Regions from separate parts of the Mus musculus genome. Here region 2 is linked to region 1. The links are chromatin loops, found by intact Hi-C in ENCODE. Cell type or tissue: heart. All regions are shown on one strand.

Region 1 (5,000 bases):
GGGCCCAGACCTGCTGCTCTCTGCTTGGTGCTGGGCACCCTCACAGCTCTGCTGTGAATACCTGTGCCCACCTCTCCCATCACCCCTAGGGGCTGTACAGGACTTGGTTTGTCCTTCTGGAATATGGGTGTTTCTGTTCCCACAACTGTTTCTTTTGGAGTGAAGAAGGATATGGGGGCGGGGAGGTAATCGCGATATGGAAGGAGCCCCACAAGGGGCACTAGTTCAGGATCCCCCACTTTTACCAGGACACCACCCTCTCATCGCACCCTGGCCCCACCAGCTCTATTGCCGAGCCTCTGGGAACAAGCCCGGCTGCCTCTTCCTCAGCGATCCTCAATTCTAGGATCCCAAAGCCGAGAGAGCCTCTCTCAGGCCTGAGGGAGCTCTGGCCAGACTTTCTACCCAGATCTTCCCACCTTCTCTCCTTCTTCTAAGGGATAGCAGGGGAGGCCAGGGGGTTTCCTCTCCCTGCAGCAGGGGTCAGGGCCAAGAGGTCCGGGCTATGCTCCCACCCACTCCTGCCCAGGTAGTGATCAGCTACAGCTTCCGGCTCTCCCGATTCTGAGCCGGCTACCCCCAATAGGGTCCCCTTCGTGCACCACCTCACCCCAACTCAGACTCTAAAAATGGTTCTCTGGTTTTCAGTCTTGAAGCCTGCCCACAAATTAGTGTCTCTAACACAGCCTCCTGGGACAAGACTTCAGGGAGGCCTGGGGAGGGGGTAGGAGACCTCCACACAAGAAGATGGTACTGGCAGAGTCCCTAACTAAGGAGAGGAGAGCTGCGTGGACCCTTCACCAAAGCCCCCTGCCTCAGTGGGGCAGTGCCGCTTCCTGCTGTGGTGGAAGAACCCATTTCATCCCTACCAGGGCAAACTTCCCTCACCTCCTAACAGAGCACTAACTTTTGCCTTCATCAATCCTGGGCAGTGTTCTTCTGAGGAGGACAGCAAAAGAATATACTGTCACACACACACACACACACACACACACACACACACACACACACACCACTTTCTTGCTTGGCGTTCACACTGCACTTCACCAGGTCCCACATTAAGCCCATAGGGGTGGGGGAGAAACACCTGGGAAAGGTAGCAGGGAGGCCTAGGCTCATTTCTTGCCTCAGTTTCCCAAGTTCTAAGACTAGCTTCCCAGTCCTTCACTCTTGGAAAAGGAAGAGCCCTCTTGGGGATGCGCATGTCCAAGGGCACCAAACGAGTGTTTGCGGGGCAGGCGGCCATTACGAATAACAGGTACCAGCAGGTGAGTACTCACAGGTAAGCCGTCAGGGGGTCCAGGTCCGCAGGCACCACTGAGAGCCCGAGCTCGGAGCAGTCAGCGGACAGCATGATGCCGTCCTCCTGGCAGTGGCAGGGAGCCGGGCAGGCGGGACGCCCCGGGCCAGGCTGGGGGTCGCTGCCCGCGCGCGCCGATGCGCACAGCACAGCGCAAAGCCACAGCGCCAGGAGCCCAGGCGGGCTGTGCATCTCGGCGGCGGGCTGCGGGGCACCTGGCGGGCGCTCAGACGGGCGAGCGCACGGAGTTGTGCGCGCGCGGCTCACCTCCTGGTCCCGGGCGGGCCCGAGGGCTGCGCCGTCGGTGGGCAACGCCCCCGCTCGACTTGGCTTGGGCGCGGCGGCGGCAGCGGCGGCGGGACGGTGCAGTCAGAGAGGGGCAGGCATTGTTGAGTGATCTTCGTTATTCAGTTTCACAGGCTGGGCTTGGCGAGGGAGGGAGACACGGGGGTGGGGTGGGGGGGCTGGGAGGAGGAGTCAAGGAAACTTTCTACGCTGTGGCTCGCTCCCCTTCCCTCCTTCCTTCCCAGCTGGCAGGAATTTCATCGGGGGCGTGGGGTAGGAGAGGGGCGGTGAAGAAAGCAAAGAAACCCAAAGAAAGCTAGGAAGGGCCAGCACATCAGAGACCTGCACTTGTTTAGAAAGGGTGCCCCAGAGCTGGGCCTATGGGGTCGAATTCTTTTTGACTTTGGGAACAGCCACAGGGTCTCAAGGGACCAGAGACCATCAGGGGAGAAACAAACAAACAAAAAACAAAACAAAACAAAAAAACAACAACAAAAGAGAGTTCCACAGACTTGAGCCCCACTACCAGATTTTAGGCTGATGGGAAAAGAGACCCGAGAGAAAGAGATGTTCAAGGTCACACGGCAGTTGGGGACAGCCTCAGAACTAGTGCCCAGATCACTCCTTTACACCCATTCCGACCAGGGAAGGAAGAAGGTCTCAAGGAGGAAGGACGTGGTCGCAGGTTGGTAGTAGGAATGAGGAGGGGCCCCCTCATTGAGGAGCCACTCCTCAACACCAAGCAACTGGCGTAGATTCCACCTGATGCACAGGGCATGGAAATGAACTCATGTAGACTATAAGATCTAAGGTCTAGAGATCACCCTGAACCTTGATCTCGGGACCCAGGACAGCAGAGGGGCTGCCCTCCGCACAGCTGGTTGCCAGAGCTTGCCAGCGAGTCGGCTGATTGGCGCCACCTGGAGGCCCAGTACTACAGATGCAGCTCAAGCACCTTAAGGGCCCGATTCCATCTATAATCCATCTATAATCCCAGGACCTTGGAGAGCAAGGGCAATAGTGGCTAAAACTGGAGTCAAGACTCAGCTCTCTTCTTAGGCCAGCCTGGGCTAGCAGTGCTTCCTTCACGTGTCCTTTTGCTTTCTCTGGTCTCCAGATCTTTCCCTGAGCCAAGCCCCAGGATGGAACTAGACCAAGTTGGGAGCAGTTTGATCCCCATGGTCCATGAGGACCACACGGAGGTAGCCAAGATACCCTCCACCTTTTACTTCTATATCCCAAACACTTCATCAACCCCTCTCTATCTTTGCGGACGCCGCAGGGCCCGCAGAGGGGAAGCTGCATAGTCAGACCAAGAAGCCAAAAGAACTGTGCTGTGCTTCCAGGGCTCCAGCCGCAGCTGTGATAGAACTACAAGATGAGCCTGTAAGAAGGTCCCTCCACAGCCACACAGACCTGCAAGCAGAAGCCCCCTCTGTATTTACTCTCGCTTACCCCTTGCCTTCACCTTGGCTCTAACCCCTCATACACACACACACACACACACACACACACACACACACACACACACCATTCATGCTGCTCCAAGTCCCCAGCCAAAGCTGGAAAATCACACTTGGGCCCCTTTCCACCTCTGGAGCAGCCTTCTGAAGTGGGCTTGGGCAACTCAGAGCTGAGTGTCCAGCCTGCCCACAGGATGGAGAGTCACTCTGGGGCCAACCCTTGGACTCCTGAGAAATGCAGTACTGAAGAAAACATTAATGTTCAGTCCTAGGGGGTCACAAGAACCCATTCTCACTTTGGGAAAGCTCCTCGCTAGTAGAAAGCCCCACTTTTTTTTTAAGTACACTTGTCTTGTGTATGGGTATGATTGTAGAGACGGTTCAGTGGTTAAGAGCACTGCTCTTCCAGAGGACACAGGTTCAATTCCCAGCAACCACGTGGCAACTCACAACTGTATCTCCAAGATCTGACACTCTCACACAGACATACATGCAGGCACACACACACACACACACACACACACACACATTTTGTGTAAGGGTAGCATGGGCACATGTGCCATGGCACATGACGTAAGTATGTAACCAGAGACCAATCGGTGGGAGTCCATTCTCTCCATCACCATATGTGTCCCAGAGATTGAGCCCAGGTTATCAGGTTTGGCACCAAGCACTGGTGCCCATTGAGCTTCTGACAGCCCAGCGCCCCCTTTTGTTACTTAGGGTTTTTTTGTTACTTTTGTTTCTTGAGTCAGGATCTCCTGTAGCCCAGGCTAGCCTCACCCTTGCTATGTAGCTAAGGATGATCTTGAGTTCGGATCTTCTTGTCTTTACATCCTGAGTGCTGGGATTCCAGTCATGGGCTACCATGCATAGTCTATGCGCTATTAGGGGATCAAACCCTGGACCGGGATATCATGCATACAAGGCAAGAATTCTACAAACTGACTACCTCCCAGGACCCATAAAGCTTTCCTTCCACTTCTTCACCGAAGCAGACCATCGGACCCTTGCATACGGCTAAGAACCAAGTTAGCCAATGAGAAACCTGGCTACTGCTGCCATGGGCGTGGCCTGTATAAAAGAAAGGAAGACAGTGCAGGAATGGGGGAAACTTGACAGGTTCAACCAGAGCCACCCCTGGTTCCTTACTTAAGGGTCACAGTGTGGCATTAGCACCTCTACTCTGGCAAGGAGCCTACAGTGACTGAGGATAGCCCCTGGAGATAGACAAGGGGGTCCAGTGGCAGATGAGAAAAATGGAGAAAGAACAATAAGTAAATAGGGCTCAGCATCGCAGGATGTTAGGAGTAGTTTGAATATACTTGGCCCAGGGAGTGGCACTATTTGGAGATATGGCCTTGTTGGAGGAAGTGTGTCACCGTGGGCATAGGCTTTAAGGACCCTCATCCTAGCTGCCTGGAAGCCAGTTCTCTGTTTATCTTTGAAACAAGATGTAGATTTCTCAGCTCCTCCAGTGCCATGCCTGCCTGAACACCGCCATGCGAACCACATTGATGATAATGGACGGAACCTCTGAACCTGTAAGCCAGCCCCAATTAAATCATGTCCTTTATAAGAGCTACCTTGGTCATGGTGTCTGTTCACAGCAATGGAAACCGTAACTAAGACAGGTAGAAAGTTTGATGTCTGAATACACTGGAAAAGCAGAAGGTTAGAGAACAGGGAATAGCTGGGAATAGTCAAGAGTATGCCAGCTTTAGCCAACAGGCTTAGCTAGACCAAGCTCCGGCTGTCACCCATGCCCTAGATTGAAGGATGCAGAAGCAGACACAACCATGAGTTTGACCATGTCTCTTTATTCCCAGACTCTGCCCTTTGACAGCGTGAGGCCGATAGATCTGTTCTCCTGGGGAAGCCAGGCCTGGGTGGATTTGCTGGAACGTGATGCCTAGCAGGGCACAGGTCACTTCCTAGCTCGGGGCAGCCTG
Region 2 (5,000 bases), 76 kb before region 1:
TTTGTGGTGGTTTGAATAAGAATGGCCCCCATAAGCTCATATATCTGAATGTTTAATCACTAGGCAGTGGCACCATTTGAAAGGATTAGAAGGATTGAGAGGTGTAGCCTTGTAAAAGGAAGAGTGTGACTGGGGATGGGCTTTGAGGTTTCAAAAGCCCATACCAGCACCTCTAGCTGGGGAGTTTCTCCCAGGGATGCATGAGACCATCAGGGAGGGTACTGCTAAAGAAAAATAGGCAAGACACAAAAGCATTGCTGACCTGTTTCAAGCAGGCTTGTGCTCCCTACCATGACGATGATGGACTAAATCTCTGAAACTATAAGCATGTCTCCAGTTACATGCTTTGTCATAATAGTTGTATTGACCATGGAATTTCCTCATAGCTACAGATCACTGACGGAGACACCTTTTATTTGCTGCTTCTCAGAACAGGTAAGTGAAAGATGGGTGACTATGTGAACAGAGATTCCAGAGCACAAAACACTTGATATGATCCCTAGAGGATTTATTAGTTCTGCAGATAGACAGAATAAGATAACTTATCTTTTCACAGGTCTGCCCAAGCCATGAGATGCTACTGTTTCTGCCTCTTAGTCTGGGGCTTAGACTGAAACTCTGTTGTCCTGCACAGGGAGCAAAGACAAACTGATCTGTGACAAGCTCTTGTATTTATGCTTAGACTCTGCTGTCTTGAATGGGTCTTAGCTCTGAGCCATGGCTTCCCCACACAGACTTCTCATATCCATTTTGGAAGCCTCAGGTCTTGTTCACAAAGCTTGAAGTACACAATCCTGAATCCAAAGGGGGGAATTGCTTGACCAGAAAGGTGGGAAGAAGTGATTTTCCTTTATCCTAACAGCACAAGCCTGTTCAGAAAAGGCCAGCAGCGCTTCTGTGTCTTGCCTAAGTTACGTTAGCAGTACCATCCCTGACGGTCTCATGCATCCCTGGGAGAAACTCCCCAGCTAGGCATCAAGGGGAATCTGAGGGACAGGCTGACATACAGCCTTTGGTTATAAGGACAAAATTATTAGGACACACTCTGAAGGCTGCAATTTGGAAAGACCTCCATCACGTCAGCATAGATGGTGGGAAGAACCTGAACCTCTGTGTTTATCGCTGCTATGTACAAGAGCCAAGATAAGGAAACCAGATGCCCATCAACAGGGGAATGGGTAAAAACACATGGTGCATACAGATAATGAGCTTTATTTACACATTAAAATAGTCATGCCATGTCAGTGAAATCTATATGAGGATTGTGTTATGTGACTCAGAGAGATAAAAACCATATAAGAGTTTTCTATTGTATATGGAATCTTGACTAAATATATAATATGTATAGACTGGCGATATAGCTCAATGGCAAAATAGTTGCATAGTATGCTCAAGACTATAAAAAATAAATAAGTAAACATGCATGTATTTATCTATATACATACATATAGATGGATATAATAGATATATACATAATGTGATATGAAAATATTATATGAAACATATAATATTAAGGAATATTATATGTTATTAGAGAAAAGCCTAAAAGGGGGCAGAAACAAGAGAAGACAATGGGGCATGGAGAAAAGAACAAATATTGCCTATTTTTCTCATGCATAATGTAATTATAACTATGCATACACACATAGTATATGTTTATATGGCATTAAAGCAGAAGGTGGGCTGGAGCGATGGTTCACAAGCTAAGAGCACTTGTTCTTACACAGGGCCTGGGTTCAGTTCCCAGTACCCATATGGTGATTCAAAAGCATCTGTAACTCCAGTTTCAGGGGATCTGATGCCCTCTTCTGCCTTCCATGGGAACTGCATGCAAATGGTAGGTAGATTATATAGAAAGATATGAATCTATATATAGATGATATGTAGATATATATTCAGGAATAATACTCATACCTATAAAAGTATATCTATACCATATGCATATATACATATATATGCAGGAAAACACTTCTACACACAAAAGTAAAACAAATCTTTTTTTTTTTTTTTTTCGAGACAGGGTTTCTCTGTATAGCCCTGGCTGTCCTGGAACTCACTCTGTAGCCCAGGCTGACCTGGAACTTAGAAATCCGCCTGCCTCTGCCTCCCAAGTGCTGGGATTAAAGGCATGTGCCACCACTGCCCGGCAACAAATCCTTTTTTAAAAGTAGAAGGTGAAACCATTGAGAGACCAGCAGAAGTTGGCAGGAAGTTCAAAGAAGAGTAGAAGAGGATGGGAAATATGATTGGAGAACAATGATATGCATTATGTCATAATAAAACTCATTATTTTGTGAACTAATTAAAATAATTAATTTTAATAATAACCTGATGAGGCCAGAGATCTCTACAGTGAGTGCTCTCTATTCCTAAGGATTCATGTCACCACAGACATGGTCCTCTGTCACTGTACATGTGATATCTTTAGCCATAGGGAATCCAGTAACCATGACACCACCAGTAGTCACTGTTTCTATTTCTGAGCACTTGTCATATGCTAGTTATAGGGCCAGGTACAGGTATGTGACTGCTCAACACTACCACAAGGTGGCTCTAACTATCCCCACTTTACAGAGATTGGGCTAAGTCACTCAGCTAGTGAGCCAAAGTCATGAGATTTGAACCCTTGTCTGCTGACACTCAAATCCATGAACCTTCCCACTGCGTGATGCTGACACTCCAACACATCAGGGGAGGCGAGAACCTGCTCACCTACTTAAGGGAGACAGGAAGTGGGACAGGATGTATGTGGGGGTGAGATGGGGGCAACTTTTAATCCTGTGAGCCTAAGATGGATAGAAGTCAGTTATTTTAAAAACAACTTGTTTTTCAGTTATTTATTTACTTTTGCATGTTTGTGGGCTCACATGTGGAGGTCAGAGGACAGCTTACAGGAGTCAGCTCATTCCTCCCACCATGTGGGTCTCGGAGTCCCAACCCAGGAGACTGAACTCAGTTCATAAGGCGTGGCAGCAAGTGCCCTTACCACTGAGCCATCTTGCCAACTCCAGAAAGTCACTTCTGTGTGAATGGACATGTGTGAGCACACACGTAGGCCTTTGCACGTGCATCACATGCTTCCACGTGCACACTACAGTCCTGAGCAGCCCACTTCCTGCATTTTGTGCAAACCATAGGCACGAGAGCTTGTGTAGGGCCCCTGAAACCAGGCTAGTCATTTAGCATCCAAAGACTTCCTGCGTCCTGTGTTTCAACCTCACTCGGAAAGGCCTCCTCCTTCTCACCTCTCAAGGAAGGACTGATTGCAGGACCCTCCAGCCCTTCTTCTCCTTGGGCAGGGAGCCAGGATGCCTCTATAGCTCACACATCTATGGTAGAGCTGTTCTAGGCTGTTGGACCACAGGGCCGTTTGTATCCCTGTTCCTGGTACTTGGAGATGGGGAAGTGGCAAAGTTGAAAGTCAAGCGAATCAGCAAACTGAGAGAAATAGGACAAGAATATGAAGTCATTCTAGCCTGTATTCGAGTTTGAGGTGATCCGGGAAGTTACACATTCCACTCACGCCAGCTGGGCTCTGTGGTGGAGCAAACCCAGGATGGCACTGTTGGGTACAGTGAACTGAAACACATGCTGCCAGGAGGGCCTGGCGGGACACACCTGAAGTACAAGCCCTAGAGATGGGGCAAGAGGGTCAAGAGTTCAAGGCCAGCCTGGACTGCTTAATGAGTTCAAGGCAAGCTTGGGCTTCAAAGTGAGACCCTGTCCGGTAGGCAGCAATAACAGCATGCATTCTGTCCAATTAAAATTGAATTGCATGTAAATGAAGACCTTTAGCAAAAATTTGTCCCATGTAATATTTAAAACCACGCCCAGTAAAATTTAAATATCAGATAAAGGGTAAGTGTGTCCCCACCCCACCCCCTGGTAAGACTTTTATTTTAGGGGGTGGAGAGATGGTGCAGCAAGAGATTAAAATACATCTTGCTCACGCAGAAGACCTGAGTTTGGGTTACAACACCCATGTCAGACAGTTCACAACTATCTGCAATTCCAACTCCACAAGAATCTGATGACTCTGGTCCCTGTAGGCAGCTACACTCACATGCAGATACTCACAGATATCACAATACACATGCACATCAGTTACAAATAAAAAGAAAACATTTAAAAATGTTTTAGATCTATTTATTTTATGTGTATGAGTGTTTTCCTGCATGTATTTATGTGCATTGAATTCATGCCTGGTGCCCATGGAGGTCAGAAGAGGGCATCAGATCTCCTGGATTGGAATTTAGGGATGGTTTGTGAATCATGTGGATACCGGGAACTACACTAGGGTCCTCTTCAGGGTAATATGTGCTTTCAGCCACTGAGCCCCATTAAAAGAAATCTGGAAATGTATTTGAGTTTTATCTGGCAACTGCTCCTGTGTGGAGAGTTGGGGGGGAGGAGGGTTTAGCTGTTAGCTGCAGCCACACGTCCCTTCCTTTTAGCCTGTGTATGGCACTGATGTCCCCATTGGCACCCTCCTTCTTCTATCCCTTTAACAGCCAATCTAGAGATGCGCTGGTGACCCCAGGAAGGAGCAGGGCACCTGGAAATGGTAGGTCTTGGAGACCTTGGCTTTGAGGCTAACACCCGGTGTTGAGTTCAAAAGACTCAAGCCTTCTGCCCCATGGGAAAGCAGTAAACTAGCTCTAATCCCACCACCACCACCACTACCACTAGGGTGGCCTGACTCTTAGAGACCTGCAAGGGTCAGCACCCTGCTGCAAAGAAATCTCTCCCACCTGGCTCCTTCATAGGATGGGCACCTTCTGCAGAAATCATTCCTATCCACTTTGAGGGAGGGTTCAGGCTCCACTGGGGTGCCTAGGCCCCTGGGATAAGTAGGTTTCCCTGCCACCTGGGAGTGGAAGGGGCTGATGGGGGCTTCTTTACTGCCAAGCAGAACCTGCCTTTGGGGACTAAGAACTTCCAGAGTTGCTTCTGCCCGCCTGCCCGCCTGCCCGCAGGTGGGAGAGCCAACCCTGACTCTG

Evidence for each region. A loop is a pair of places that touch in the nucleus more often than their neighbours do. Peaks named below come from ENCODE experiments on the same cell type or tissue, not always from the same donor. Only the 100,000 strongest peaks of a DNase experiment are listed, where the experiment ranks them.
Region 2: a loop joins it to region 1, with 5 times the contacts of the local background. A loop is called at or near these places in 8 of 42 quality-filtered maps.

What each region holds. Positions count from the first base shown.
Region 1 is chr1:135,103,649-135,108,648 of GRCm38, forward strand. Lgr6 (leucine-rich repeat-containing G protein-coupled receptor 6) reads right to left here and starts at 1,628. Exons shown (of 18, transcript NM_001033409.3): 1 at 1,281-1,628. The coding sequence starts at 1,492. It also overlaps the pseudogene Ptprv. In heart, a CTCF peak has its summit at 2,508 (motif pointing left); a DNase peak (open chromatin) is centred at 2,483; H3K4me3 peaks cover 1,224 bases; H3K27ac peaks cover 356 bases; H3K27me3 peaks cover 4,375 bases.
Region 2 is chr1:135,027,779-135,032,778 of GRCm38, forward strand. All of the region lies in intron 4 of Lgr6 (leucine-rich repeat-containing G protein-coupled receptor 6), which reads right to left. Among named protein-coding and RNA genes, the nearest start is that of Ube2t, 68 kb to the left of the region's middle. In heart, a CTCF peak has its summit at 2,540 (motif pointing right); no DNase peak of the experiment used is centred here; H3K27me3 peaks cover 799 bases.